Regions from separate parts of the Homo sapiens genome. Here regions 1, 2, 4 and 5 are each linked to region 3. A link is a loop called in an ENCODE intact Hi-C map of the cell type or tissue named here. Cell type or tissue: endothelial cell of umbilical vein. All regions are shown on one strand. Each heading gives the region's core, and the rest is flanking DNA. Links, peaks and the distances in the headings are about the cores only. Region 1 overlaps NR3C1 (nuclear receptor subfamily 3 group C member 1). Region 2 overlaps ARHGAP26 (Rho GTPase activating protein 26). Region 3 overlaps KCTD16 (potassium channel tetramerization domain containing 16). Region 4 has its middle 27 kb from the start of FGF1. Region 5 has its middle 170 kb from the start of HMHB1.

Region 1 (5,000 bases), core at 1-5,000, 880 kb before region 3:
CACCATGTTAGCCAGGATGATCTTGATCTCTTGACCTCGTGATCCGCCTGCCTTGGTCTCCCAAAGTGCGGGGAGACCAAGAAACTTTCTCAGAAACTTCTCACTGTTGTGTGCATTCAGGTCATGGAGTTGAACGTTTCTTTTGATTGAGCAGTTTTTCAAACACTCATTTTATAGAATCTGCAAGTGGATATTTGGAGCGCTTTGAGGCCTACGGTGGAAAAGGTAATATCTTCACATAAAAACTAGACAGAAGGATTCTCACAAACTTCGGGGATTACAGGCGTGAGCCACTGCACCCGGCCCAGGTTTCTTCTTTACTTGAAAACCAAAACAAAACCCATCCAGTTCTTCCTTGAGGTTTTTTTTTTCCCACCACCCCCCGCTTGAAGATCTGTAATAAAACACAGATCTCCAAGTAAAAGGTATGCTTTTAAAAGGCAAACAGAAAAATGGACATGTAAATATGTCTGATACAGAAACATTTCCAACCCTAGGGAATAGTTTTGAGGCTGAAAAAAGGAGTAAGAATAATAAAGTTGCTGCATGTTGTGTAAGTTTCATTATTACATAATTTCCTTTCTTTGTATATAGTCTGGCTGTACTGAATTCAGTGTGTGTAAGAAGAACTGGTGGATAAACAAACAATATGACATATTCATGAAAAAAATTTCCCATTTTTATTGGGCAGTAACATTATGCTAGTCAAGCATATATATACTGAACTGACTACATTAATTACATCTGCTTACGTGTATCTTCAAAAGTAAAATGATAAATTTTTATAAGCTACAGAGACAAACAATTGCTTTCAGATATTTATATTACCTTCCAGGTTCATTCCAGCCTGAAGACATTTTCGATAGCGGCATGCTGGGCAGTTTTTTCTTCGAATTTTATCGATGATGCAATCATTCCTTCCAGCACATAGGTAATTGTGCTGTCCTATATGGAATAAAAGGCACTATTAAAGTTTCACAGGTCTTCAAACATATTTTATAAGGACAGCCTCTGTCTTTGTTTCCGGTGGAATATAACCAAGACACCCACAGGTATTGCCTTGAGGGAATGTTCTTGCCTACATTGCCATTATGAGGTCGAGAGGTCAAAAACAACAAAAAGAGTCTCCCTTTTTCTGTTCAACAAACTGAAAACAGTGCAATAAAAAACCTTATTGCAGTATTCACATATAAAAAAAGTACACAAATCAGTGAACCATTTAATAAATTTTTACAAACCAAGAACCTTTATGTAATCAGCTCTCAGATCAAGAAACAGAACAGTACCCCAACAGGCCCCCTTTCTGCCCAATTCCAGCCAGTACCCACCAAGGGTAACTACTTTTTTGATAAACTGTGTTTTACACAGTTTGATAGATTATGTTTTTTTATTTTTATTTTTTTGAGATGGAGTCTCGCTCTGTCGCCCAGGCTGGGAGTGTAGTAGTGTAGTGGCATGACCTCACTGCAACCTCTGCCTCCCAGGTTCAAGCAATTCTCCTGGCTCAGACTCCCGAGTAGCTGGGATTACAGGTGCACGCCACCACGCCTGGCTAATTTTTATATTTTTAGTAGAGACAGGGTTTCACCATGTTGGCTAGGATTGTCTCGATCTCAGGACCTCGTGATCCACCCGCCTCGGCCTCCCGATGTGCTGGGATTACAGGCATGAGCCACCACGCCCAGCCAATAGATTGTGTTTTAAACAAATAATAGTTTGGGGTAGATGGTTAACTGTATCAGGTTCAATTCTTTGTAAAGAATAGGCCACAAAATTGACCACTAGACTATAATTCACCTTTGTTCAGAGCTGCTCTCCAATGCCAAATATCTGTACCAGCTGTTTCAATTTCTTTTTGTACTCTATAAATATCCTAGCTTCTTTACTTGGACAGAAAATGGAAGCACTAACCCAATTCTATCCCCTATAAATCAAAAGTACGATCAACAGATACATCTATTGATGAAGTGGTTATAATACAAAAAAGTTATACCCTATAAGGAATCTCTAAATCACTGTCCTACAGTTACTGGAAGAAAAAAAGAAAAAAAATCACCCACTGCTAAAAATGAAAAATTCCAAAGTTTTGTTTATATCCAACTGAAATGTCAGGATGTGCACATTACGCCAATCTTGATTTCTTTATCCCAGGTATGTCTTGTGCACAGCTAAGACTCTGAGCTATAGGATCAGAGGCAATGTACCTTCATAAGTTAAAAATAGCCCTTTGTGGTTATTAGCATGAAGTTGGACAAGTCTATCTATCTGTTCCTTATCTATAAAATGAGGAGTTTTAACTAGTATTCACTATTTCATAACACATGGCCACGTACAACTAATAGTCATTTCCTGTCAATCCATTCATTCATTCCTTGACTCATTTATTTATTTATTTTTAGACAAGTTCTTGCTACGTTGCCTAGGCTGGAGTACAGTGGTGTGTCATAGCTCTTTGCAGCCTGAATCTCCTGCTTTAGCTTCCTGAGTAGCTGAGACTACAGGTGCGATGCCTGGATAACGTTTTTTTTTTTTTTTTTTTTCCTGTAGAGACGGGGTCTCGTTATGTTGCTCAGGCTGGTCTCAAACTCCAGGCCTCAAGCAATCCTCCCATCTTGGCCTCCCAAATTGCTGGGATAATAGGTGTGAGCCACAGTGCACAGCCCATTTTCCTTGAGCCACAGTGCCCAGCCCATTTTCCTGTCAACCCTTCTGATAAGACAATGAGATATCTTATTTTGGAGTTCCTGTGTCTTCTACTACTTGGTAAATTCCCTTTCTAACTAATAGAAAGATGAGTCTTCAAGTCAGCTGAAATTTTGTGACTTTGTTTTGTTTATATGGTATTCATTTTTGTGGTTAAAGTCTATTTTTGGCAAATAATTCTGGTTTTCTATTTATGGTGGGTGTGGTAGCCAGCCTCCCAAGATGGCCCCCAGTGATCTCTGCCTCCTTGAATGCATGGTCTTGTGCAGTCCCTTTCCGTCCTTTACCAAGATTGGTCTGTGTGGCCAATAAAATATGGCAGAAGTGATGGCATGTTACATGTGAAATCAGATAATAAAAGACAATAGTTCTGCTGCATTGATCACATACTCTCTTGGATCATTTGTTATGGGGGATGTAAATTATAATGCTACTCACGTTACTCCACAGAGACCACAAGGATGCCAGCTTTGGCTAGTGTAGTAGTCCCACCTATTGATTAGAGTCAAAAGTAAAGCCCACCCCTGCCTAGTGTAAAGCTCTGAATAAAGTGCAACAACTTGCTGATACCCATATTATACTATGCCAATTTTGAGGGATAATCTATAATTCTAGCAGGTATTAAGAATGGAGTGCTAAGTGTAAGATATTTTCAATTCACAATGGGTTTATCTGGAGGCAACCCCATTGTAAGTCGAGGAGCCATACTGAATGCGTATCACTTTCCCACCATCATAAAAGTTGAAAAATCGTTAAGTCAGGGACTGTCCGTATTATTATTATCACTGCATTTATATCGTGGAAATACTTAAGCAGTTAAGAAAGTGAGGAGTAAAGTGAGGACACGAAGACGCTTCTGTCTTCTGCGTATGTGTTAAGTAACATCCACTTTATTAGGAGCAATGCACAAAGCAGGGCTGGGCTTTACTTTTGACTCTAATCAATAGGTGGGACTACTACACTGGCCAAAGCTGCCATCCTTGTAATCTTTGTGGTGTAATATGAGTAATTTTATAATTTGCTAATGTATTAAAAAGTAAAACAAAAGAAAATGACTCATCTAACTCTCATGGATATGCAAACACAACATGAGACAAATAATAATAATCCTCATACAGTGAATGAATAATTGTTTCTTTAAAAAATTAATATAATCAGAGCTTTAGGCCAAGCTACTTTCAAACTGCTTTAGAAATAACTAAATTATATGACAATTTTTTTCCTAGAGGAGTCACTGGTAGTATTAGGACATTTTAGACTCTCTTCTAATAAATTTGCTATGGAATGAATTTCTCATTCTTTAGGGAGATAATGCTGTTGCCCTGTCAGCAGTCTGAATCCATAACAAAGTAAGATTTGTGTTAATACAACATTTATATAGTGAAATCAGTTTCTCTAAAATACCTTTCCTGACCTCCTCAGGCCGAGTTTCTCTCTCCCTCATCTATATTATAATCTCTGTACCTTGTCATTGTTAACTCATCTTTCACTTCAGTGGAGTGTGACTTCCCAGAGGGTAAGGATCAGGTCTTATTGGTATTTATACCACTTAGCACAGTGCCCTGGCTTAATAGAAAAAAAAAATGAATAAGAAATGAAATGAATATCTTTTTTTTTTCCTGTCACAGTTCTCACTGTGACTCATTTTTGCCAGGCCAGTAAAGTTGGTGACTTTGAAACCTATTAGCTTATGGAAGTTAAAGCCCATGTTTCTAATACAATGAACATTATGTTATGCCCAAACTTAACACCATCATTTCATATGATAGCACTTTCTTATAGTGTTACCTTATGCTCCCTGACCAAACTCCCAGACATCAACTTGTACTTTTCTATTTTATTCTAGATCTTTTTGTATTGTTGTTTTAAATACTTTCCTGCCCATTAGAGGACCTAGGAGCCACCCTCCTCTCCCCTCTTAACTGATATTTAGCCTTTCATGGGCTTTGCATATAATGGAAATTTCAAAATCCACCCTGAGAAATGAAAACCAAGTAGAGGAAAAATAAACTCTTCAAAACACACACTACCTTCCACTGCTCTTTTGAAGAAAACTTTACAGCTTCCACAAGTTAAGACTCCATAATGACATCCTGAAGCTTCATCAGAGCACACCAGGCAGAGTTTGGGAGGTGGTCCTGTTGTTGCTGTTGAGGAGCTGGATGGAGGAGAGCTTACATCTGGTCTCATGCTGGGGCTAAAGAAGGGGAAGAACAGTGTTATGATTTAACTGTCAAAGGAATATCAAAATACAGTTCTCTTAGCTTCTCACTTCATAGTCAGAATGCTCACAGTGA
Region 2 (6,769 bases), core at 886-5,885, 1.3 Mb before region 3:
TCATTAGGGTGGGCCTTAATGCGATATTACCATTGTCCTTGTAAAAAGGGGAAATTTGGACCCAGAGATGGACATGTACACGAGAAGATACCGTGTTAACATGAAGGCAGAAGTCGAGGTGATGCACCTACAAGCCAATGAACACCAAAGGTTGGCAGCAGAGCACCAGAAGCTAGAGGAGAGGCATGGAGCAGATTCTTCCTCACAGACCTCAGGAGGAACCCTTGATCTTGAACTTTTAGCCTCTAGACCTGTGAAGCAATAAATTTCTGTTGATTAAGCCAGCCAGTTTGTGGCACTTTGTTACGGCAGCCCCAGGAAATGAACGCAGTTTGAATAGGGAGGGCCTTTCTCAATGAAGCAGCACTCATGCACCCAGCAGCCTTTAAATGGATAACTCAACACCTACTGCTTGAACAATCCCATTGCCAAGGAACCCCACTTCACAAAGCAGCCCATTCACATAAATTACCTTCTTCCTTTCTTTTCTTTTATTTTTTTACATGATTATAGCCTAAGCTTTCATTAGCTTTTTAAAAATCACCCTTTTTTGGCCTAGCGTGATGACTCATGCCTGTAATCCCAGCATTTTGGGAGGCCGAGGCAAGTGGATCATTTGAGCTCAGGAGTTCAAGACCAGCCTGGCCAACATGGCAAGACCCTGTCTTTACTAAAAATATAGAAAAAAATTAGCCGAGCATGGTGGTGGGCACCTGTAATTCCAGCTATTCAGGAGGCTGAGGCAGAAGAATTTGCTTGAACCCAGGAGATGGAGGTTGCAGTGAGCTGAGATCGCGCCACCACACTCCAGCCTGGGTGACAGAGGGAGACTCCATCTCAGTAAAATAAAATAAAAATCACTTTTTTTATTCTTTAATGAAGCAGCATTCTTGGGTGCTTTTGTATTACTTTGCCATAGCACCAAGCATTTGAAGGTTTATAATTTATATTGGTTAATTGAATAAAGACTAGATTGATCATTACAAAATGTGTCAACTCTTTGAGAGGATTTAGTGTAAAATTTCTGGGTTAAAAAATGGGACATGATTTCAAAGCAGCCATTAGTGGTAGCAGGATGTGAATCGGTAGTACTTGCTTATGTCTGTGTTCTGTCACTTTGAATAATTCACTCCGTCATGCAGTGTCTTAAGGAAATTCATGAGCAAATATAGGGAAAATATTTGTTTAGGCTAAAGAATCATGGTACTAGTCATTTGCCAGCATCCCTGGATTTGTTTATTTTCAAGAAATTTCTCACAGATGTAAGTGACACGTGGATATTTTCTCTCAGGTGTTTTCCAGGAGGGCCTAGTAAACCATGTGAAAAATAATAAAACTTTTTCTGATTCCCTGAATCAATAAAGTCTCTTGAGGGGCAGTGTTTACACTGGGGAAGGGAAATGATTACTTTTTTCTGGGGTTAGCTGACTCTCACCAATGTCCATACATTTGAAAATGCTGTGTGTTAAGTGCCCCTTTCCCAGCATTGGTACTCTCTAGAGGTGGGCAGCAAGGATAGCTTCTTAGAGATGGCAAGGATATTTAGTGCTGGAGTTGTAATAAGGGATAAGGCAAGAATAAACTTATCTTCATGGAGCTTACCTTTGAGTTTGGAATGCTCATATATACTCAAGCAACTAAGGTATAAACACCAGGATGTTGAGTGTTCCAGCAAACCTGGAGGGCCAGAATACTGGGGGGAAAGTAACAAACAAGAGGACTTTACCCTTCCATTCTTACAGGGGACGATGGCATGACTGGAATACGCTGAATTCATTCCCTCCCTCCTTCCTTCCTTATTTTATTGAGCATTACTACATGCTAGAGACTACTGGCAGTGGAGATATAAAGTTTACAAATCTGTAGGACTTTCTTAACAGACCTCATCTGATTTTCTTTCATACCAGTTCCAAAGTCCTTGTTTTGCAAGCTTTCCATGAATAGGTAAAGGGCAGTAGCTCTCCTCTGATCTAGTCCCAACCTAGCATTTCACATCCACTGTCAACTCTATTCTTCTTCTTCCCAGGTAACCTGCATTTGCACAGTAATAAGCTTTTCTTTGTATTGGTTGGTTGGGTGTTTAATTAGGTATGTTTTATATACCTCTGTTCAATTCTAAATATCTGTCTCAGGTGATTTGCTTCCAGAGGCAGAAGAACATTTTATGCAGCTTTTAATACAGTAATATGTGCATATGGCTGTTCAATTTTATTTTTTATGGTGACGTAATTTTGACATGGGTTAATTATTTTCTTTGAGGCCATGGTAAACTATTGTGTAAGAGACTAGAGGAGCTTAATCAAGTTAGTTGCTATTTAAACTAAACTTTTAGCAGGTGCTCACTTAACCTGCATTTGTGTACTGTTAGGGAAGAGACCCAGGAAAACTGAAGATTGGTGAAAGTCAGAATAGTGGAGGCCAGAAAGATTTTTGAAAGATCTGAAGAATCTACTGGAACCCTCAGCACCCTCATTTCAAATATGTTTGTATGGCAGGCTGCATGATGCAGGTAAAAAAGATAAGAGCATTCCTAAATTTGAATTTGGGATCTGTTCCTTACTAGCTGTGTGACTCTGGGTAAGTGGTTTAACCACATCTGTAAGATGGGGTGAATTATCACTACATTGCAGGATTTTTTCTGAAGGTGGAACACACTAATATTCCCCTCTGATGGAGTCCTATGTCTGAAAACATGGCTGTTGAATTTTTTTCTATACCCTAAAACCTGGGGCTTTATTGTTGTGATGGTGAACCTTAGCTTTGGTGGATATTCCTGTGAGCCTGCTTTTTGTCTTAATGGTGCTCCTTTTCCTGTAGTGTCATGAGTTTTCAAGTTATCTATAAGCTGAGAGGAAATACAGGTGCATTCGGGTTATATGTGCAAAGGGCCTGCTAGGGTAAGATTCCATTTTCAAACTGTGTATGTGATAACCTGTTGTTGATACATGCTTCAAATAAAGATAAAGTGTTATGCCCTCTCTTTCCAATTTATGGCCTCAAGAAGAAACTGTATTAATTTTAAATTAAAATAATATTGTTTCTTCTAGCTTGCTAAGAGGTGTGTGTGTATGCATTTGTGTGTTTTTGTGAAATTGTGTGACTGAGATTATGTGTTTTCCAAAAAGGATCATCTTATGTAACAGACTTTGTTTCAACATTCAACCTCTAGATGGCAGTTTTGTGTATGTATTAGTAACTATTAGAAGGTCCAGTTGAAAATCAGCTGTCCTATATACACCTTGTATACATTGACAGAAGAGTGTGTGTGTGTGTGTGTGTGTTTTCTGTAGAAAAAAATAATCATGAGAGTATTATTCCTTAAAGGAAGAAGAGTATCCTAAATGACTCATTCATTCTCTAGAAATTCCTTCCTCCCACCCTTTCATCACAAATCATTCATACCCACTTTCTTGCAAAAACAAACATGCTCAGTTAGTTGGGCCTCTGTTTAAACATTACCCTTTACCTGGCTCTTTGAACTAAAGTGCCAGGCCCTTTGCTTTAGGAATGGCTTATTTAGGATGGTGCAGAAAAGATGAGTGATTTCACTGTCCTGTGTGTGCTGAGAACCTGGCAGTCCTACTTTTCCCTCCTGGTGCAACGTGCCTTTATCTTTTGCAACACATGAATCCATTTTTCCTGGTTTCAGACTTCCCCTCCCTCCCCTTCTCACCCCTTGTTTGAAATAATATTTTATTTTGCCTTCCTGCTGGTTGGATTAGAGTGCTGGTCTCAATGCCATGACATTTCAGGCAGGAAATGGAGTTTTCCTTCCTCAGAGGGTGTTATATGACTCTGACTTCCATGACTTGAGTTGGGAGACGATACCATAGTTTCTGAATTGCTTTTTGGCTGTTCTGTAAAATAAGTTAGTGGAGAAGTTCTTGGAGTCTTAGAATTCATGTAGTTTGAACTTGTCATGGAGTTTTTTTTTTTCTTTTAATTAAATGAGAGCATGCCTGTTTGCTGTTTGATTCTGGTTTAACAAAGAATGGGGTATGGTGGTTAATGGACTTGATTGGGAGGGTGATTGAGGCAACCCTATTTTTACTCTTTAGTCTGCCTGGTGAAATATGGAGTTTTATTGGTTGAATATACCAGTTTATTTACCAATTTCTAAATATAAAATGAGTTTGTCTTTTTAAAATCAAAACCAAAAATGAGCTATTATGTAATTCTGGATAGAAGAAACAGTTCAACCAGTACATTCCACTTATGTACATTTCTGTTGATTGTGAGATAGAATAGTAAAAATGAAAAAAAAATACATGAAACAGAAGCTATATTTTCATAGTTTGTTATCAATAGTAGTAACAGGTATTTGCATTCTCCTTGAGTCTCACTCATCCCATCAGTGAATAATGCCTTGTCCTTGTGCAGTGTGTTAACATTTGCTTGCTTCTATGTCCCTGATACCTAGCATGATGACTGGCACATAATAGGAACTCAGTCAATATCTGTTGCATTTAAGAGCCATGCAATTTAATATGCCAAAGATGTCTTTGGGCTTCCCGATGTTTTACGACTTCAGTCTCTCATAAAAATGTAAGAACTTATCTGATGTGGTTGGTGATACCTACTTTTTAGACTATTATTATTGCTATGATCCTAATTATTTTAGGAACATTCCTCTAAAAATACTAAGGTTGCAGGCTTTAATAGGTTATGATTCATTCATTTATTAGGATCAGATCCTTTTTTTTTTTTTTTTTTTTTTGATACGGAGTCCTGCTCTGTCGCCCAGGCTGGAGTGCAGTGGCGCAATCTCCGCTCACTGCAAGCTCCGCCCCCCGGGTTCGTGCCGTTCTCCTGCCTCAGCCTCCCAAGTAGCTGGGACTACAGGCGCCTGCCACCGCACCTGGCTAATTTTTTTGTATTTTTAGTAGAGACGGGGTTTCACCGTGTTAGCCAGGATGGTCTCGATCTCCTGACCTCGCGATCCACCCGCCTCGGCATCCCAAAGTGCTGAGAGGATCAGATCCTTTCTAAATAATTGATTAGAAGCTACTTCCAAAACCTTCTTAGAGGGTTGACCCTTGCTTCCTCCCTCCCTCCTCTTTCCAACTCTCCTTCCCTCCCTCCCTCCTTCCTTCCTTTCTTCTTCTCCTTAAGATGCTGGTCTTTCTGGATCCCAGGACATGTATGCTACATGCACAGGGGGGCAGTACAACATTGTCATTAAAGCATGGGCTTTGCTTTAGATTCAGGCACACCTGGGTTCAAGTGCAGGCTTTGGCACTTACTAGTGGTGTGACATTATGCAAGTAATTTATGTGAGTCTCAGTCTTTTCACTTTTAAAAGAAGAAATAATGGTAGTGTCTACTTCATACAGTTATTGTGAAGAATGAATGATAATACAAGTAAAGTCCTTAGCACAGTGGTTAGCACATAATAAACACTCAGTAAATCTACCTGTGGTTTGGGGGCTGCCAGTTGCAGCATCTTCTGGTTTCTTACTTCCTCTGTCTCTCACCTGTACCACACCCAGATTATCATGGCATATTATTAATTCTTTCCATGCACAAAGGTCTTGCAGAAGGACCTCAATGGTTTATTACATCAGAGCACGCATAGTAGTGCAGATTCATATGTTCTGTCTCCAAATAGTAGATTACCATTGCCTTCCAGTGATGGCACTGTGTCCTTGAGTATTGGAAGAAAAAGGGAAGTAGCCCAAGTTCCTCCTTTGTGGATGACCTGGAGATACTCTCCTGAGTTTGACTGTAAGGTGAATCAAGAATATAGACAGGCATCCTTCATTGTTGGTCTTAATGCATGAGATGGATGACTTTATAACATGTAATGATGACCTAGGGTGAAGCTCAGATAGATTCAGAGGAAGACACAGACAACAGAAGTTGCAAACTGGTGGTCCACAGACATGCTTGGTTTGGCTTGAATAGTGTTTGAGGCAACAGTTTAAAACTGAAAAAAATCTTTAACTGCTGATCATGCCTTCCCGCATGCCAGCTACCGGTTGAGCTGAATGACAGATATTTCCTTTAGGTGGGGTGTGTGCTCTCTGTTCTGCCGCAGTCCCCACCATGCCCTGTTGCCCACCTCCCCCATGAAGACGAGTGACAGCTTTTTTGCTTTGCACTTGCACTGTTGTTTTTCCCACAGAGGGGAGATAATTCTTTGTTCTTTGTTTCTATCTGAAAGTAAAACTGCAAAAGAAAAAACCAAGAGCAACATAAGACCAAGTCTATTTTCCTTGGATTAAAGAATTTCTTATCCAGTTTCCCTAATTTTTCTTACTTACCGAGTCTCCGTAGACATTTGGGTCTGTAATCTCATAAACAGACATGGAAAAGGTGTCATTCTCCAAGATTATTCTATGTGGCTTTGGCCATATCTTTGTGTAAATGAAGCTCTTCTGAACCCGAACCATTGCATTGTCCAGGAACTGTTAGGAATTCATTTTCCCAGTAGCACTTTAGAAACAAAGGACCACTTCCCTTCCCTGGCACTTGCAAAACTCTTCTTGCAAGTGGATGGCAGCTGATGCTCCATTCCTTATCATTCCCCTTTGTCTCCTAAATAAGCATAAGGGGCAGGTTTCAGACACAGGCTTTGAGATTGTGTGTTCCTGTGGGTGCCTCAGCTCTTCTACTTTGAATTTGACCCTTAAATATACAGTAGTGTGGATGGAAGCTGGGGAATGAACTCTTGCCAACAGAAGATTTATAGTCTTATGAATGAGTAAATTCTAGATCTTTGGAGGTTGATTTAGAAAGAACGGTACTGTTAAATTCTGAGTGTTTTTGT
Region 3 (6,769 bases), core at 754-5,753:
GTTGTCATGGTAAGGCCTTATATTCATGTGTAGGGTGTCTAAGTAGCACCAGTAATTTGCAAACACATTGATAAAGGCAATAAATAACAATGATATCAAAGGATGCACTTAGACATTTTGGACCCTCTAAGATATGCCAGGCTCTTTATACTTAAATCTACTGGAGTAGCAGTTCTGAAAGTATTTAACGCACAGCTCTTAACCTACTTGGAGAACATGTACTGTTTTGAAATTTGGATGAACTCTTGGGATCTCTAGAAAATGCAGAGCAGGTCACGCCTGTAATCCCAGGACTTTGGGAGGCCGAGGCGGGCGGATCACGAGGTCAGGAGATTGAGACCATCCTGGCTAACATGGTGAAACCCCGACTCTACTAAAAATACAGTAACAAAATTAGCCGGGTGTGGTGGCGGGCGCCTGTAGTCCCAGCTGCTCGGGAGGCTGAGGCAGGAGAATGGCGTGAACCTGGGAGGCGGAGCTTGCAGTGAGCCTAGATTGCGCCACTGCACTTCAGCCGGGGTGACAGAGTGAGACTCCATCTCAAAAAAAAAAAAAAAGAAAAAAGAAAAAGAAAATGTAGAGCAGGTACATAGAGTTTTGCATACAATTTCAGGGAATTCATGAATTTTGTGAATCCCGTTTGCAGACCTAGGTTAAGAATGGAGGCTTAAAGCAAATCGTGCTAGGTAATAAGGACCTTCACGGAATATAATTTTCCTTTCTGAGTAACTGTTGTCAGCCACCTTGTATCACAATACACATGCCCTTTAGTTTTTTCAGGTGGTTTGCCAGCATTTTTCCTCTTTTCCCTTATATTGGTCATCTCATTTTAATTCACATGGTTGCCATATTCCTTAGCCTTTTATGAAGGTAGTTAAGGTAGACTGCTATATTGTTATTTCCCTTCCTTCTCCACAGTGGCTTTAAAGAGTTTATGTGGCCTCTGTGTCAGAACTACTTATTGCATTCAGGATGAGGCTGACAACCCACAACCTGTGAAGACAGACTGGGGAAATCCACCGGAAAAGGTTTTGGAGGGAACTGCAGATTCGTTGTGAGTAACCAGACCCAGCGAGAGCAATGAATTACATAAGCACAAATGAATATGTCTGCATTTTGATAACCCTTCACCCCACCCGCAGCCAGGCACTTAGTCACTCTTTCCTCTGTGTCTCCTTAACGCTATTATACCTCTATTATAGCTCCTATCACTGCACTGGATTTATTTGTTTACGAGTCTGTCTCTCTTACTAGACTATGAGCAATTCCAAGGCAGAGTCCATGACTTATTTATCTCTGTACCTCAACCCAGTGTCTGGGTTAAGAGTGCAGGCTTTGGAGTCAGAGTGTCTGCACTCAAATCCACGTTCTGTACATTTGCGTAAGATCACTTGGGCTAGCTACTTGACTTATCTGAACCTTGGCTTCTCTCTCCTTCCGTTCTCTCTCTTTCTTACGATGCCTCACTTTCCTTTGTGCCTATAAGTGTCACACTAACAAAGCTTATTGTGAAGAATAAATGAAATAATGCTCAGCATAGTGACAGTCATGTAGTAGTGATTCAGTAATTGGTATCTATTATTATATCTATTAATATTACGATTGATTGTTGAATGAAAATTCCTTTCTTTACTATAGTTCACCTGACTGGAAAAAGCCTTTTTTAGCTTAAACTACTAAAGAACACACTTTTCCCCTACCTCTTTCCTTGTCCCCTCTGTCCCTTTGCTATTAATACCCCTCCCCAGTAACATAGTAATTAATATTCTATTTTATTTTTCTCCACTATATTTATTATCATCTGACATTCTATATGCTTATTCATTTATTGTCTAGAATGTGAGCTCTATGAAGGCAGGAGCTTCAGCTCTTTTGTGTTCATTGTGGAATCCCCATTGCCTATGGCAATGCCTAGCATGTGGAACATACTAAACAAACATTTACTGAATGAATGAGTGAATGGGCACTCACAGACACACACACACCACAACACACATAAAACATTCTCATTCTCTGCTGAAGGTGAGCCTCACTGATTGTCGTTAATGTGCGACATTCAATGTACACCATTCTTCACTTTGCCAAATGGGTAATAGAGCAGCTTTTATCTTTATTTCCCTTTCTTTCATGGCTGGGGGATAGAGGGAAAATATTTTTTAATACTGTTGTAAAAACGGAAATTCTTATTGCTTTAATGTCAAAGCCACACCTGTCAGTGGGGACATTGAATGGGAATCATTGGTGGAAGTCCTCCCTGATAAGTGAGCAAAGGGATGCTGGGGAGAGGGTAGATGAGTTCTGAGTTACTCTGTAGAAGTGGTGGTCGTTGAGAAACTTGTTTCTGTCATTTCTGCTCAAAAACTCACAATGACTACTTAGTGTTTACAGAATTAAGTTCAAACTCCTCCACTGTTCTTTCACTGGTGCCTTTTGCTCCAGCCAAACTGGATAATTGACTGTTCTTTTCCCAACTGCTGCTCCCCTCCATATACCCCCTGACACACTTACACACATATTTTTTCAACCACTTTTCCCTTCTACATAGAACCTTTAGCTTCTGTTTTCTAGGTTCCACCTGTCCTTCAAAGTGCAATAGCAACTCTGTCTAGTCATGATATTTCCTCTCATTCCTCTCATCCTCCCTCCCTAAGCCCTGAAGACAGCTGGCTGAGTTATCCTTCCTCAGATTTCTTTAAGAAATCTCACCTCCTCTTTGGGGGTGTTTACCAGCTTTTGCCTCCACTTATCTCTCTCTAGACTTGTCTGCTAAATTATCTCAACAGCCGAGACAGTTCCCTGTTTTTCTATGCATCTCAGGCTAACAGTGAGTGTTTGCGGCAGTGCTTCTGCATGGAGCTGCGTATTTCCATTTTTTTTTTTTTCAGCAGTACAAATAAACTTTAGGCCTTTTCTGATAACATGTTAAATATAAAGTATTTTTCTTATATGGTCAATACAAGTGAATTTCTTTCACCATTCATGCTGTAAAAGGCAGAATAATTAATAATGAAGGTAAATGTAGAGACAGGCTTGCATTTCTTGAGGCTACAGTGAGAAGGGATCAGTTTCTTATAGGGCTTGGCAGGGTATGTCAAGTTGGTGGACCAAAGGGGGCATCTCATTGCTGACTTTGGGAGCTTAAGACTTCACAAGTGGAAAGAAATTAGTAATTGAAATTGGGACTCAGTTGAGGATGCTGGGTAAGTGAACAGTGTTACTCAGGGTGACTTTCAGTTTCTCTTCTTCAAGGTTTCAGGTTGATGCAAGAGACTGTGATAACACTGCCCCCTTCTGTTACTCTAGATTGTTAATCCTGATGACGTCTCAAGTCGGCTTTGATGATCTTGACATGAATTTTTGATTTCTAAGAAATGCTTACTTAAGGCAGAAGAGAAAGGAAATCATATGTTCAATGTGATACACGATTTCATTCTATCAAGTTCTGCCTTTTTATAGTTTGCTTAATCATTACATTTTGTCATGAGGTTTCACTTAATTGCATTATAATGGGAGATTTTAGACCAGGGAACGAATAAAGCGAAGGATTGTAACAAAATCAATTAATTCATCTATTTATTTGTGTTCTAAGGGGTTACATGATTTCTTCTAGTTCCTAGAGCTTTCCTATTTCTTCCCTTGGAAGTTAAAGCAAGCCACTGGTTGAGGCACTGTGGCTTTTTCATTTATGACAGAACCTTTCAGATTTTAAGAGCAGTTGAAGAGCTGTGAATGCTGGTCCTTCACATATCAAAAACCAGCACCACTTTCTATGAATATCACTATTTTTGAAATGATTTATCTCAGAACTTTTGAATGTCTCTGTAACCATTTTTTTCCCTTTCCTTATCAGCCCATTTGTATGGAACTCTAAAGAAGGTGAGGCCAGATAGCAGAGAGCTTTGAATATACACCAAGGACTTTGGAGTTTATTCTATGAGCAGTGGTGAGCCAATTAAGATATCTGGGCAAATAATGGCATCTTTAGAAAGAGGACACTGTTAGCTTTGTGTCAAATGAACTGAGATGTAAAAACTTGAAAGGAGGAAGAACATTAACAGGTCCATATAGAAATACCACCACCTGTACCCCCAAAATCCTTGCTAGCTTTTCCTCATGTATTCTACTTCACTCTGGTCTGAGACATCATCATATATCACTAAATCCCTGTAAATTCTCCCCACTGATCTCCCTACAACTAATTTTGTTTCCCTGACAATCTGTTATCCCCATATCAGCCAAAGTCACCTTTTAAAAAGTAAGCAAACCAGAACATGTCACTTCTAACTTTAAATTCCCAATGACTTCCCATAACACATAGAATGAAATCTGTGGTTTGGTCCCTGCCTACTTCTCAGACCTGCACTCTCACCCTTGCTCATTGGGATCCAACTTGCTGGCTTTCTTGGTTCCTTGAACAAGCCGAGCTTAGTTTCACCTCAGACAGCTGAGCCTTTGCTGTTTCCATTCCACCTGCCTAGAGCACACTGTTCCCAGCATTTCACATAGCTGGCTCCCCTCCCCAGAGTCTCAGCCTGCAGTATCAATCCTCTTCTCCTTGCCCCAAACAAGATTTTTTAAATATTACCTATTCTATTTTATTCATAGCTCATTTCACTATATGAAATGATCTTGCTCATTTATTTGTTTATTTGTTTATGATCTGTGTGTCTGGCCTATAATGGAAGTTCCATGATGGCAAAGAGCTGGTCTACTTTATTCATTTCTGGATCCCCAACACATAGAGCTTATAGCTTAGTGTTGTGCCTGGCTCATGGCTCCATAATTATTTCTTAGTCAAATTTGGGTAAAAGGCAAAGAACAAAGGTACGACAAATGGAAGCGAAGAGAAGAGATATCTGAAAGAAGTATAGTAGAGAAAGTGGGTAGACTTAATTATTGAGTGTTGGGTGCCAATGGAAAGGGAGGGATCAGATGATGGATTTTCACTTGGACTGAGAAACCTGTGATGCTCTTAACACAGAAGGAGAACTTGGAGAAATGAAAAAGATGAGAGTGGAAAACAGATATTTAGCTTAGGACTCGAGTGTAAGGTGCTGGTAGATCTCTGTAAAAATGCCCAGCAGGTGTATGGAAGTTGAGAAGAAAGCAAGGCCAAGCATTTAGGTGTTACAGTCATTTGCATACAGTGAAGATGGTTCACCGAGACTGAATTAGTCAACAAGGGGGAATATTTAGGAAGAAAGAAGAGAACATTAAAAATGTGCAGACTTTCACTCAGATATCCTTGTATATAAAGCACCATGCTGGGACAAGTGACATCTAACAAATGAGGAACAAGCTCTGGAGCTTATGGGGCCAGAGATGGTGACACTGATAACTTGTCAAGTAGAAAATGTGTTATCCATGCGGGAAACATTACAACACTGCCGTATGGTGCTCTTTGACTTATCCAAACCACCTCTCAGTAGGAGGCTCTGCATCCTCAAGGGAGATTTATATGATTGCTCTGTTTCCTTCCCTTCACATCTGTAAGGGGTCCAGAGTAAGGATTGGTCAATGTTAGTGATGTGGCTCTACCCTGAGCTCTTGTGGAGCTAATAATTAGAACAGTTTGGGGAAGGAGAGAATTCATTTTTAAAAAGACACGAAGCAATGTGTTTGTAATAGCAAATGATACATTTGTTGAGCATTTACTATGGGCCAGTTAGTGCACTAAGCATTTAACATGCATTATTTATTTAGTTCTCACAAAACTCTGTATGGGAAGTACAATTATTACCCCTGTTGTACAGATGAGAAAACTGTGGCTCAGATGTATGTAACTTTTTCAGCTGGTAAACAATGGAGGTGGGATTCGACCCCAGGACTCTCTGATCCCAAAGCCCACCCTTTTAACCATGATGCTCTATTGCTTCTCTGTGCAAGAAATAATCATTTTTAGTACTTAAATTGTGTTTTGGTATTTTTTGTGAATACTATGAATTTGTGAATACTAGGTGAACTTAAGGAAAATTTTATTTGCAGTAATGAAAGGTGACCACAAATCCTTCAATGTTGTCATTTTGTGCTGATCAAAAGTAACTTGTTCTTTTATTAGATTTCCTTTGTGTCACACACTTGCCTTAAAGAACTGTTGCTTACACCGTCAGCTTCCCCAGACCCTCAGGATATCCTTAATTACAGGACTCCCTGTGTATCTGAAATAGAAATAGTGCTTGAAATCCTCCTCTACCACCATCCCCCAATTGTTAAACTATAGGCATACCCTGTTAGCATGGGGGAATCTCTTCCTGGAAATTATCACATTAACTACATTGATGCTATATGTGCCTTTGGCCCAAGATTTCTTCTATTTACCTTTCTTATCTTTCTGGGTTGCTGCAAGGCTTATGTTGTCCTTCAAAATCTCAAAGGATTTCTACCAGGCAACAAATGTCTGCTGATCTGGGTTTCTTAGACCACCTCCTTGGGGGCATCTGAGGTTGTTGCAGTGCAGCCTGCTTGCTACCATCCAGCACCTTTCATGATTTTTGCAGAATCTCCAGCACCGTTGCTTGGTCACCTTTTGTCAGCCATCTTGAGCTTCAGTGTTCACTGGCACACAAGGAACCACAGAAAGAGGGAGCTGGTGGAGTCAACAAATGGAGAGGGAAGGGCCACTCAAATGGCTCTTAGTCTTCACTGGCTGAGAACCAAATACAGATTAGCTGTACGGTAGAGTGCTGCAACGGACTTACATTTATATACACATATAAAATATTTCTGAGATCATCAGCACTCTAATGAATCAGCCCTGTCTGGAACAGCT
Region 4 (6,769 bases), core at 1,015-6,014, 1.5 Mb before region 3:
GAACATTGTTGAAATGACAATAAAGGATTTAGAATATTCCGTAAACTTAGTTAATACAGAAGCAGCAGCATTTGAGAGGACTGACTCCACTTTTGAAAGAAGTTCTACTGTTATTAAATGCTACCAAATATGGTACAGAGAAATATTTTGTGAAAGGAAGAGTCCATTGACATGGCAAGCTTCATTACTGTCATATTTTAATAACTTGCCACAGCTACCTCAAACTTCAGCAACCACCAGTCTGATCAGTCAGTAACCATCAATATCGAGGCAAGACCTTCCACCAGGAAAAAGATTATAACTCACTGAAGGCTCAGACGATCATTACTATTTTTTTAGCAGCAAAGTATTTTTAATTGAGGTATGTACATTTTTAGACATAATGCTCTTGCACACTTACTAGACTACAGCATACTGTCAACATAACTTTTATAGGCACTGGGAACCAAAAATTTGTATGATTCACTTTGTTGCAATACTTGCCTTACTGCGGCAGTCTGGAACCAAACCCACAATATCTCCAAGGTCCACCTGCAAATGCAGGCAGTGGGCCAGGTATACATGCATACATATGCCTTATGTGAGGGGTGGGCACTGAGGTTAACTAGAAAGCATGAGCCTATTTTTGCCTTGTGGTAATAAGGGCCTCATATTGCCAAATTTTTCCATTTTTTTCAAAAGAAGTAGGAAAGGAAATGCAGGCTTTTAAAATGTGAAATCCCAATTTTCAATTGTTGGTTCAAAAAAAACTTAAATCTCAACTAGCCAAATAAAATGCATCTGGGGTCCACACCCAGCTACCCTATAGGATACTAATTTAAAATATCTGGACTATAGTCTATATTGATGAGAGAAGTGGGGTGAAACTTGGCATTCCCTTGCCATTAACTTCTAGCCTCCCAGTAGTCCAGGCTGCCTTGAATAAACACCAGACCATCATACAAAACAGAGTTTTTATCTTATTTATTTATTTATGAGTTGGGTGTCTTGCTGCATTACTCAGGATGGAGTGCAGTGGCACAATCATAGTTCACTGAGGCCACGAACTGCTGTGCTCAAGTGATCCTCTCACCTCAGCCTCCTGAGTAGCTGGGACTACAGGTGTATGCCACCACATAAGGCTAATTTTAATTTGTTTTTGAGAGACAGAGTCTTGCTATGTTGCCCAGGCTGGTCTTAAACTCCTGGCCTCAAGCAATCTTTCCACCTTGGCCTCTGAAAGTACTAGGATTATAGAAGTGAGCCGCTATGCTTGACCAAAACACAGTTTTTAAATCAATTTATGTCTTTACTGAAATCTCTTAAAGATGCCAAAGGGTGGGGTTTGGGTTCCATTCATAACACCAACATTTCTGAAGAATCCTCTTCTCTTGTCTCTTTCTCAAGTCCTCCTCATGACATCTGTGTTAGTCCGTTCTCACACTGCTATGAAGGACTGCCTGAGACTGGGTAATTTATAAAAGAAAGAGGTTTTAATTGACTCACAGTTCCACAGGGGTGGGAAGGCCTCAGGCGGAAGGGGAAGCAACCACATCCTTCTTCACATAGCGGCAGGAAGGAGAAGTGCCAAGCAAAGGGGAAAAGCCTTTCATAAACCCATCAGGTCTCATGAGAACTCAAGAAGAGCATGGGGATATGTGGAGGAAAAGTTAAATCTTAAATTTGAACTCAATTGAATGTGGACACAAACAATGGTCACCAAGTCCCAGAACAGGTTGCATGAGCCCCTTGAGGCGTTCATCCAGACGGTTTTGGAGAAATCTGTTCCTGTATGTTAGTTATTGAAAAACAACAAACAATCATAAAAACAAGTTGACCTTTTTGTGTTCCTTGAGTCCAGTCATGAAGGGCCCTCGTGACTGGGCCTCATGCCAAATAAGTCGTTACAAAAAGAACTAGGGTCCCATACCACGCCAAAGCTTCATGAGACCTCTCCTCATCTGTGCATGGATGAGCGGTCAACTCTGGAGCCCAGGCTGTTGCTTCCCTGTCTGGTGATGAATCCTCTATAGTCTGGTAAGTGTAGTGGCCGACTCTGGAGCCCAGGCTGTTGCTTCTGGTCTGGTGATGAATCCTCCATCGTCTGGTGAGTGTGTGTGTATATATATATAGTCTATATTGATGGGAGAAGTGGGGTGAAAGTTGGCATGCCCTTGCCATTAACTTCTAGCCTCCCAGTAGTCCAGGCTATATATATATATCTTCTCCCTTTTCCCCTTCCCATTGCAATTTGCTTGTATCATTTGCTTATTATATCTGCATTGCCATTTACATGGGATAAAGGTTGTTTACCCTTGAAGGTATTGCATGTGTGTCTTTTCTTTTCCCTTTGTGCATCTCCCTCATAGAAAAGAGTAACCGCCCCCATGATTCAATTGCCTACCACTGGGTCCCTCCCACAACACGTGGGGATTATAGGAACTACAATTCAAGATGAGATTTGGGTGGGGACACAGCCAAACCATATCAACAGCCCAGCAGCTACTTCAGTCCTCCTTAATTTATCTCTTGAATTCTCCCAAACCCAGCTCATCCCTGGCTTGTTTCTCTTATTCTTTCTCTCGCCTTCTGATCCATTCTGCTTTCGTTAGTATGTAACTCCCTGCCTTCTCTTAGGTAGACCCATCAACCCATCCTACCCATGGTACTGCACAATTCAGAATCCTTTCCCAAATTTTCCCTTATTATGCACAAGAAATACTCCAGGGCCAGGTGCAATGGCTCACGCCTGTAATCCCAGAACTTTGGAAGGCTGAGGCAGGAGGATCGCTTGAGCCCAAGAGTTCAAGGCTGTAGTTAGTGATGTTGGTGCCACTGCACTCCAGCCTAGGCAACACAACAAGACACTATCTCAATTAAAAGAAAAAAAAAGAAAAAAGAAAAAGAAATACTCCAGAACTTGGCTAGTGAAGACTAATTCCTCCTTCACAGGAAGGAAGTGGGGGCAGGGGAAAATGATGCTGTAAATACTCTAAAATATGTATTTTTTCCTGTCCCATCAGCTATGCCATCTGGGATGGGGTGACGCCTGGATGAGATGTCATTTTAAAGGACATTTCTGGGACATGCTGGCATCAAGGCAAGTTTTCAGGTGGCTGCCATTTCCTTGTCATTTACCTTCTATGGACAGGACAGAGTCTCCACCCAAACCACCACCCTCCCACAAAAGCGGGAAGGAGAAGCCAGAAGGGAGAGAAATCAGACTTTTCCTGATTTGTCTAATAATAGAAAGTTGGCAGAGCACGTCACAGAATAGAAAGTATTTGATAAAAACAGCATCTGTTCAGCTTGGGACTCGAGCCGGAGCTGCATGGAAATTTAATTTATTCCTTCCTCGAGTATTCCCATTAGAGTATCACAATTCTGTCTTTCTCATTAATGAGAGAAGTTGAAAACGTTGCTTCCTGTGACCAAAATGGCTTTCTTTCCCACGGGCTGATGGCAGAGGAGGCGACAGCGCAGCTGAGCGAGCGGCCAGCAGGGGGCGCGGCCCTGCCGTCCTCACACCCACCCCGGACACGGAGACGCGGGGCGAGCGGGGCGCCCCTTACACAGCCTGCGAGGGGAGACCCAGGAGGTTTTCCAAACAAGAGGCTTTGCTGACTCTAGGGGCCTAAGAATAACCACTGTGTAGTATCCTGACTGCCGGCGGCCTCAGTAAAAGTGGTAGACAGAGGCTTCCCTGTCGCTCAAGGAGCTCCCAGGGCTTTCTAGGCTTCCCGTTCTCCTCCTGTTTCCCAGGACCCACCAGAGTGCCCCCTGCAGGTCAGGACGGGAACCGACACCTGGCCTTTGTCAAAACGCATTCCAGCGCCCAGTGAATTACTGTCCTCACGCCTGTCACCTCTCCATCTCCGGCTCCTCGCTGCTCTGGCTCCTTAAAGTCCTGCTCTGGGCAAAGTGGCCTTAACAGGAAATCAAAGCTGAGTCAAACTAATAATAGTTTGGCTATTGATCAGGCAGCCCCTTTAAATCACCCGGTGTTTTGTTTAATTGCAGAAAAATACACATAACATAAAATTTTCCATTTTAAATGTACAGTTAGTTTAGTGGTGTTAAGTGCATTCACATTCTTGTGCAACCATCCCCACCATCCATTTCCGGGGCTCTTTTCATCCTCCCAGGCTTAAACTCCACACTCATTAGACAAAAACTCCCCATTCCTCTTCCCCCAGACCTGGAAGCCACCATTCTGCTTTCTGCCTCTGAATTTGACTACTCTATGTACCTCTTATAAATGGGATCATATTGTATTTGTCCTTCTGTGGCTGGCTTGGTTCACTTAGCATAGTGTCCTCAAGGTTTACCCATGTTGTAGTGTGTGTCAGAATTGCCTTCCTTTTAGGGGTGAATAATATTCCACTGTATGTATATACCACATTTTATTTGTCCATTCATCTGTCAATGGCCACCAGGATTGCTTTCACCTTTTTGGCCATTGTGAATAATGTTGCAATGAGCATGGGTGTCCTTTTCGAGATTGTTTTGACCTGTTGGTATTTTAACAGGACTCTTTAGGAAGGTAATCCCAATGGAATAGTTCAAGGTCCGAAGAAAGCTGATGGGAACTATTTTAGGAAGAAACAGATTTAATGTCCCTTGCACCAAACCATATCACCTACATAGGGGGCTGCCCTAGGATATATGTTCTGATATCATGCATTTTGTATTTCCTCACTGAAAAGGATAAGAAGTTGTGCCCAGTGGAGGGAAAATGTTTCTGACTCAAACAACTTCCAAGCCACTTGGCTCTCGGAATCTTTGATAGCCGTAGATTGTTAGGCAGTGACAGTGGGAAGCCAGAGAGTGATGCAGACACGAGCAGGCTTTGGTGTCAGACCCGGCGAACATTTCTCCTGACATGAGCTTCAAATATCTTCATGAGCGGATTCTTTGGGGGTCCTTGCTGATTCAGCTTCTATCCGCCCCTCTATGCTTTCCTGTGCCTTCAGCTCTTAGTTTTTCCCCCATCAGCATTGCAATATGCTCAAGAAGTTAACAAAACAAATTAACACAGAGAAAGCACAACCCTCCCTTAAGCCCTGCCTCCCTTCAGTTCCCATCCTTCCTGTCTCTCTCCTGCTGTGGCCTGTAGCCTGTCTTCTTGAAGGAATCATTTTCACTTGCCACTTCCATATCCCCACTCCCATTCACTCTTGAACCCGGTGCTCTCCTGGCACTGGATTCTGAGGGTTTCTGATGTGACATCTTGGTTCAAGCTTCTGATGGGAAGTCAGCCCCCTGTTCAAGTCAAAAGCCCTGCATCCTGAGAAGTCCTGGCACCTTGCTTCAGAGACAGTTCCTAGAATACCAGAAGATATATATATATATGTGTATATATATGTGTATATATATACACACACACACATATATATGTATACATATATGTGTATACATATATGTGTATACATATATACACATATATATGTGTGTGTGTGTATATATATATATACACATAAATATATACATATATATATACACACACACACACATATATATACTTCCTCATCAAAAGAAGGCCTAACAAGAACTTTTGTAAATCATCTTTCCTGGCAATGGAGTATAGAGGTTAGGGGACCAACTGTATCATCATCCACAGCTTGATATGACCCCCAGCTCTGCCAGTTGCTAGCTGGGTGACTTTGGGCAAGTTACTTAAGTTCTCTGCACCTTCTTACCCTGCCTCTAACATGACGATCGCCCCAGCACCTACCTCATAGGCCTATTAGGATAAATAAATAATGCATGTCAAGAGCTGAGCACAGGGCATGGCTCACAGGAAGCATTTCATAAGGGTTAACTCGTGACTACTTTTTATTGGCATAATACTTAAAGGTTGACCTTAGTAATTAAGTCTATCTTGATTTTCATACCTGTAAAATTTGAGTGAACAAATGTGGTAAGACTAAAGGGTTTACTGCAAATTTTCTAGAGAATAATTGGTTCCCTAAGTGATCAGAAACATTTGCTAAGGATAACATGAGGAACGACAGGGAGAAACATCACATAGGGCTAATGAAAAGGCAGAATCTCTGAATGGAGATGAATACTCCTAGATATTGTGAGATAAACCAAAAAGCGGGAGAGTGTGATTGAACTTGTGCATCAGTGATTAGCGTTGGATAGGATTAGCATGCATAAACACAGACTTTTTGGAAAACAGCCCCTTGAAAAGCTATCAGAACTAAAATATGATAATAGTCAACACAGTCTGGCCACCAGATGAGGTATTCTGCTGTTTGATAAATTTTATAAAACTGCAGACCTTATTTTAAACTATGTGGAACTATTCCAAGGACTGATTGCAGAGTACATGAATAGGTATGTGAGTCTGATAAAATAGCTGAAATAAGGACAGGATTGGAAGGACATTGAAGTAAAATTGGCACGTGTTGTTCCACATCTAAAGGCTGGAAGCCATTTGGGCAGAGGCAGAATCTGGGCTCAGAGTCTAGCCCTGCAGGACCCAGTGTGGCAGCTGCGTGTCTCTGGAGCACTGGAGAGGGGGCTACTGCAAATTAAGATCTGCTGTAAAGGTAAGATACACACTAATTACAAAAACAAGAATGTAAAATATATCAGAGATTTAAAAAATATTGATTATATACTAAAAAGCGTCAGCACAGTAACTCACACGTACTAAGCACTCAGGATATGTAGTCTATTTTTTCTGTTGTTGTTTAAACCCAAAGAGCTGAGAGTTTATTATATGTCAGTGTCCTAGGTAAGACAATACTTGAAGATACCCTCACAGTCTGCCAAATGGAAG
Region 5 (6,769 bases), core at 777-5,776, 210 kb before region 3:
ATGTTCCCTTCCCTGTGTCCATGTATTCTCATTGTCCAACTCCCACTTATGAGCGAGAACATGTGGTGTTTAGTTTTCTGTTCCTGTGTTAGTTTGCTGAGGATGATAGTTTGCAGCTTCATCCACGTCCCTGCAAAGGACATGAACACATCCTTTTTTATGGCTGCATAGTATTCCATAATGTATATGTGCCACATTTTCTTTATCCAGTCTGTCATTGATGGGCATTTGGGTTGGTTCCAAGTCTTTGCTATTGTAAATAGTGCTGCAATAAACATACGTGTGCATGTATCTTTATAGTAGAATGATTTATAATCCTCTGGGTATATACCCAGGAACAGGATTGCTGGGTCAGATGGTATTTCTGGTTCTAGATCCTTGAGGAATTGCCGCTGTCTTTCACAGTGTTTGAACTAATTTACACTTCCGCCAACAGTGTAAAGGCATTCCTATTTCTCCACATCCTTGCCAGCATCTGCTGTTTCCTGACTTTTTAATGATCACCTGGAATGGCAATTTTTAAAAGCAGTTTCTTAAAAGAACAAGTCTTCCCAAAGCATTCAGCTAAGTTTTCATTAAGAACAACTCTTTTGAACATGATTTCTTCATTTTACGTAATATTTTATTAAATGACACAATTACAATAGACTGTATTTGAATAGACTATTAATCTGCTGGGGCTGCTGTAATACAATACCACAAATGGGTGGCTTAAACAACAGAAATTTATTTCTCACAGTTCTGGAGGTGGAAAGTCCAAGATCAAGGGGTTGGTAGGTTAGATTTTTCCTAGGGCCTCTCTCTGGTTGCAGATGGCCATCTTCTCACTGTGGTGTCACATGGTCATTTCTCTCTGTGTGCAGTCTCCCTGTCTGTTCCTCTTCTTATAAGAACACTATCCTATTGGCTTAAGCCCCACTTTTGTGATCTAATTTTGCCTTAATTATCTCCTTAAAAGCCCTGTCTCCAAAGACAGTCACACTGGGGCTTAGAGCTTCAATATATGAATTTGGGGGAGAATATAATTCAGCCTATAACACAGGCACTAGCAGGTTTGGGGAGGGACAAAATTGCATCTTTGTCCCTTTCACAGATTAAGCTGGTGAACACAGAGTGCATAGCATTTCAGAGTGTGGAATACCAGCCATGGGAATCATCAATATGCTCTACAAAAGAAATGGAGAAGAGCAGTTAATCTAGTCTCAGGTTAAGTGGAAATTGATTAAGAGAATTTCAATTATATCTAGTTCATCTGCACTATCAACTTCTCCTTCTATGAAATGAGTTGCATCTCTGTACAAATATGGCTTAAAATAATAATTTTTAAAAGATTTTTTTAAATGAAGCCTTTCTGGTCCTGGTGTTTTCTACCTACTACTATATTTTTTCTTTTCTCTCCTCCCCTCCTCCTAAAAAAAATATAAAAATGCGTCCATACTTACTGTGTGCACTCCCATCTGCACTTCTCATTCTTTGCCATCCACTCGGACTGAGCATTTTTATCTTCTCACTTCCAACCCCATTGTACATAAATGGTCCCTCCAAAGGTTATTAATTACTTCCATCTTGCCAAATCCAATGTGATTTTCCTGTTCTATCTTGAAGTCTCATTAGATATCTACACCCAATTATTGTCCATTTTAAAAACATTTCATCTCTGGTTCTGTGACATCCTCCCTGGTTTTTCCCCTACTAACAAACTAGATCTGAAATCTTGGAGCATGCATGGCTCTCTCTGTAGCCCTCTTTTCGTCTTTGCTTACATTTTCTCCTTAAGAGGATTCTCATATCATCTCACGGCTTCAGAACACACTTGTACATTAGTAATTCTCCCATATCTCCTGGATAGACCTCTTTTCTTTTGACCATACTCACACATCTAGCTGCCTACCCAATATCTCCACCAAGATATCTAATAGTACCCTCAAAGGTAAAGGGACTGAAAAAGAATTCTTGCTTTCCACTCTCATCTCCAACACAGAAAAAAATCTTCTATGCAACCTTTATATCATCAGTGATGGGGTTGCAATCTACCAGCTACTCAGGCTAATCATATAAAAGCCACTCATGTTTCCTCTTTTGCTGTAGCAAAAGAGGGTTCAGGATAGATTCTAATGGATCTCACATAAATCCATCAGAATCTATCCTGACCCCTTCTGCAGAATTTATCCTGGATCCCACCACTTTTTCCTATCTCTATTGCTACCTCTCTTGTTGAAGTGACCAGCTCCCTCCCTTGGGTCACTTCCATGGGCTCTGAATCATTCCCCTGCCTCCATTCTTGCTGTACACTCCCTGCAGTCCATCCTCTACACAGGAGACAGAGTTTTTTTTCAAAAATGTAAATTAGATCATGTCACTCCCCAGCGATAAAATTTTTGAATGTTCCCTGTTATTTTTCAATAAAATCTAAATTCTTCCTCTGGACTGCAAAAAGATTCGACCCCTGCTGACTTTTTGGTCTCATGTTTCTTTATTCTCCTCATTATCCACTAGCTTTCAGTGAAATTGGCCTTCTCTTTGTCCCTCAAATACAAAAATAACTATTAGTAGATCTCTTCTCAGAGCCTTTGCATATGGTACTCCATCTTCTTGGAGCATTCATTCTCCAGATCTTCGCAGACTTGCCTTCTATTCACTCAGCTGTCAAGTCATGAGCCATCTCCCCAGAGGGGCAGCTCCAGGCCACCCCAGCTAAAGCAGCCTGTTCAGTTTCTACCTACCACTTCATTTTTATATAGCATATATCAGTACCACATATTATAGTTTTTATTATTTATGAGTTATATTTCCTGTCTCCCCACTAGAATGTAATGCCCTTGAGTACAAGGCTTCTGCATGCCTTACTCATCATCATATCCACAGTGCCTGGAAGAATGACTTACTGTAGGACATACAGGATAAATATTTCTTCCTTGATTGACTAAACATAACTGACTACTATGACTAATTATGTCCTGCATATATTTCCTAAGAGCAGGCAAAATGTGAAGCCAAAGGAATTTAATTTTGGGCATGACTGTAAGGTGTTGGTGTGTTGAATGGAGGAGGAAAGGAAGGGTAGAAGCTTTCCAGGCTGGGGCAATCAGACCCTGAGCACATTCCTTTCTTGCTCCTTGTCCTCCCTTTTCTGCTTGTAGGAATTCAGCCCTGGTGAGTTGATGACCTGGAGCTCGCATGCACTTCATAATCTCCTAGGAGACCTTTGGACTCTGTCTCCCTTTGGGCTTCCTTTCCTGTGGCTCTCAGGATCAGCTTTATAATTTGTGGAGGCCAATAAAAATGCAAATGTGAGGAGTATTGTTCAAAATGTTTGAGAATTTCAAGATGATGGCAGCAGACCATAAAGCCAAGGGTGGATCCCTTCTAAGCTCAGGGCCCTAGATGACTGCATAGGTCACAGGCTCATGAAGTCAGTCTGTTAGGCCCTTTTCCCAGCCTATAACCCCATTTTCTCTTCCATGCGCCTCCCACACACCCCATCCTCCCCTCAATCCTGTCTTCTCTCTCCTGATTCCTATCCCAAATGCAGCATTAATCCATTATGTGAAAGTCAAAACATTTAGTGGAGAGAATAATGGGCAGAGTGAGCTGGGAGCTTGAAAAATTGGGGAACGAAGGTGGAACACAAAGAAGTCTGGCAGGCAGGAAACCAAAAATGCTGGCTCACAGCATGGCAGATAACAATCACTCCTGGCTTAAAAGTCTCTGAATTTTTATAGCGTCTTTACCATTCTTCCAATTAGTTTTGTTTATAAAAGGGAGTAGATACATAAAGAAAAGTGGTGCTTTGTAGTAGTTAATTAGCTTGACATTTATTGTGATCATAAATTTTATCTTTTTAAAAATACTGCCAAAGGAGGAAAACCCATCTTTTATTCCAAATGCAATGAGTCCACCTTCCTCAATCTGTACAATAACCAAGCTGTACAAATTTCCACGTTTCTTTGCCTGTTTCTTTCCACTGGGAGAGATTCATCCCAACGCTGAGTTCATACATGAGGAATGAAGCACAGTTCATTGCCAGCAGGTCTGGAATTTGGCTCTTTTCAGTGCATTCAGGACTTCAGCAAAGCTTAGATAAAGCTAAAGAAATGAAGCGAAGAAATGGGACAACCAGAGGAAACTGTGGACTTAGTGACCTTTTATGTCAGTGTTTTCGTTCCAATGGTTACCACATATAATTGGCCAAATGTAATTTTCTCCTCTTCCCTTCTGACATTTCTTCAAATGACACATGTCACCACTGAGAAGTAGTCAGGGTACTGGATATAATATTTTCAAGTTTTTCAAGCTTTGAGTATATCACATTTTCATTTTCATATGAGAAAACATGGGCTCCTTCCTTCCTGCCTGCCTGCTTTCCTGCCTTCCTGCCTTCCTGCCTGCATTCCTTCCGCCTCACTCCCTCCCACCTTCCCACCTTCCCACCTTTCCTTCCTTCCCTTCCTTCCCCTCATTCCCTCCATTCCCTCCTTCCCTCCCTTCCCTTCTCTCCTTCCCTCCCTCCCTCTCTCCCTTCGTCCCTTCCTCCCTTCCTTCTTTCCTTCCTTCCTTCTTCCTTCCTTCCTTCCTTCCTTCCTTCCTTCCTTCCTTCCTTCCTTCCTTCCTCCCTTCCCTCCTTCCTTCCTTCCCTCCTTCCTGCCTTTCCTTCTTACTTACTTTATTTTCAGAACATCAAGGCCACCTCTCTCCTCTTCCCCTAACTTCAGGTGATTTTGTCTTTTGAAACATAGTCTAGCTCTGACCTATTTTGGTGACTTGGATTACCATGGAGATGTCTGATTTCTTAATTTAAAATATCTTCTGCCCAACTCAAACTACCTATTCACTTTAACTGTGAAAGCTGACACTGAGAAATATTTTTTTGAGAAGCCAAAAATCTAGAATGCAAATTACCTGAGATGACATCGAGATGCAGCAACCACATCCTGGTGCCATCTGTTCTTCAATAAACCTTAGTCCTGAAGTGGAGGAAACTATTTCATCCCATGTACAACAATTACCTGTGGCTCTTGTTCTTCCTGTGGCTGGGTAGATCCTGAACCAGACTTTCAAATCGTTGTTGGGTATGTGAACTCTTTCTCTAGCCTCTCATGTTGGTCAGGTCTATAGGAGCCTCAAAAACCATAAGTTGCAGTTCATTGTGAGAATAAGTACGGTGTTTTCTTGGTCATTTTAGACAATTTGCCACTAAACAGAAGGAAGTCTTAGTCATGAATCATAAAATAGCAGTAAACCATTCAAACTAAATAGAGCAGAAGGAGAAAATTTCTTGAAAAGTTAAAGAAGTATATCATTGAACCCATGAGTAGGAAGTGAGCCTTATGAGACATGTATTCAGGCAAACACAAGATCTCCTTTCTCTACATTCCTCTTTCCATTCCTCTTTCTCACTCATATACTTACTTACTCAATAGCAGTATATAGAGTGGGTATGAATGAGTATGGTCTCTGGAATTACACTTCCTAGGTTTGAATCCTAACCACTCTATGCCTCAATTTTCTCTTCTGTAAGATGGTGCCTAATAATAATATCTACTTCATGGTGTTGCTGTGAAGATTAAATGAGGTAATACATGTAAAATACATGTAAAGTGTTTTGTACAACATCTTACACCTATTTAGTTCCCTCAAAACTAAGCTTTCTCTGATTGCTTATCCATGCCCATGACTCAAACATGGTGACCTCTGTTCTGACTTTTATAAGTGATTTCAGTTCTAGAGCTCTCCAATAATTGACTCTGATATACTGATATTCCCTAGTTCCATATTCTTGGTAGGTAGCCACTCCTGGTCTAGTCATCTGTGGTTAAAAGGGACAGTGTTGGGGCCATATTAGTAGGAGCTAATACTCATTGCATGGCAGTACTGTTCTAAGCACAAAAACTTATTAATTCATAACAACCCCTAAATAGTTACTAGCTTTAATCTCATTTGTAAAATGAGCAAACATAAGATAAAGAAATTAAAATAATGGAGTTGATAACAGCAGAACCAGGATTTGAGCCAAGGACTCATGAACTTATTAGTCTATCATAGTGTTATTCTTAGTTATGAAGCTGACTCTCAGAAAGGAGGCAAAGACCTGTTCCACAAAAAAACGATTGTAGACAGGGAGAAACGATTAGCCTTGCTTGCACAAGAGAAACTTCAGGTCATCCATTTTTAAGAAGGCAGAGCCCTCTGTCTGTGTGAACTGATGCTAAACTCTAATATGACCTGAAATCCCAAGATACATAATTATTTGACTCTAAGTCTTAAGGGTCTTTGAATGAGATGCTGGAATCATACAGAAACACAGTATTACTGAATCACGTTCATGGAATTTGCATTTTGTTAACCTCTGAAATACAATTATCTATAGGCATTTATTTTTGTTTTTTTTTTTTTTTTGAAGATGGAGTCTCACTCTGTCACCCAGGCTGGAGTGCAGTGGTGTGATCTGAGCTCACTGCAACTTCCTCCTCCTGAGTTCAAGTGATTCTCCTGCCCCAGCCTCCTGAGTAGCTGGGACTACAGGCATGTGCCACCACACCCGGCTAATTTTTGTGTCTTTAGTAGAGACAGGGTTTTGCCATGTTGGCCAGGTTGGTCTCAAACTCCTGACCTCAGGTGATCCTCCACCCTCAGCCTACCAAAGTGCTGAGATTACAGGTGTGAGACACTGCACCTGGCCATCTGTAGGCATTAAAAAAAATTTCCTAAGTACATATGCATGCATTTATAGGAATATATTTATATGAATGGATATATATTATCTTATGCA

Evidence for each region. Hi-C counts contacts between places; a loop is a spot of excess contacts. Peaks named below come from ENCODE experiments on the same cell type or tissue, not always from the same donor. Only the 100,000 strongest peaks of a DNase experiment are listed, where the experiment ranks them.
Region 1: it touches region 3 in a loop (6-fold over the local background); 3 of 110 quality-filtered maps call a loop at or near these places.
Region 2: a loop joins it to region 3, with 5 times the contacts of the local background. A loop is called at or near these places in 17 of 110 quality-filtered maps.
Region 4: it touches region 3 in a loop (4-fold over the local background); 10 of 110 quality-filtered maps call a loop at or near these places.
Region 5: a loop joins it to region 3, with 2.7 times the contacts of the local background. A loop is called at or near these places in 3 of 110 quality-filtered maps.

What each region holds. Positions count from the first base shown.
Region 1 is chr5:143,309,269-143,314,268 of GRCh38, forward strand. It overlaps NR3C1 (nuclear receptor subfamily 3 group C member 1), which reads right to left. Exons shown (of 9, transcript NM_000176.3): 3 at 4,734-4,900; 4 at 829-945. Among named protein-coding and RNA genes, the nearest start is that of NR3C1, 92 kb to the right of the region's middle. In endothelial cell of umbilical vein, for the core only: no CTCF peak of the experiment used is centred there; DNase peaks (open chromatin) are centred at 523, 2,403 and 4,353; H3K27ac peaks cover 4,226 bases.
Region 2 is chr5:142,919,163-142,925,931 of GRCh38, forward strand. The region is part of intron 10 of ARHGAP26 (Rho GTPase activating protein 26); the gene reads left to right. Among named protein-coding and RNA genes, the nearest start is that of ARHGAP26-AS1, 54 kb to the left of the region's middle. In endothelial cell of umbilical vein, for the core only: no CTCF peak of the experiment used is centred there; a DNase peak (open chromatin) is centred at 3,679; H3K27ac peaks cover 769 bases.
Region 3 is chr5:144,188,954-144,195,722 of GRCh38, forward strand. All of the region lies in intron 2 of KCTD16 (potassium channel tetramerization domain containing 16), which reads left to right. Among named protein-coding and RNA genes, the nearest start is that of KCTD16, 21 kb to the left of the region's middle. In endothelial cell of umbilical vein, for the core only: a CTCF peak has its summit at 3,281 (motif pointing left); DNase peaks (open chromatin) are centred at 1,158 and 3,268; H3K27ac peaks cover 2,482 bases.
Region 4 is chr5:142,709,799-142,716,567 of GRCh38, forward strand. No RefSeq gene overlaps it. Among named protein-coding and RNA genes, the nearest start is that of FGF1, 27 kb to the left of the region's middle. RefSeq lists a silencer at 3,404-3,603. In endothelial cell of umbilical vein, for the core only: CTCF peaks have their summits at 3,498 (motif pointing right) and 3,702; a DNase peak (open chromatin) is centred at 3,663; H3K4me3 peaks cover 559 bases; H3K27ac peaks cover 796 bases; H3K27me3 peaks cover 251 bases.
Region 5 is chr5:143,983,030-143,989,798 of GRCh38, forward strand. No RefSeq gene overlaps it. Among named protein-coding and RNA genes, the nearest start is that of HMHB1, 170 kb to the left of the region's middle. In endothelial cell of umbilical vein, for the core only: no CTCF peak of the experiment used is centred there; a DNase peak (open chromatin) is centred at 2,882; H3K27ac peaks cover 1,012 bases.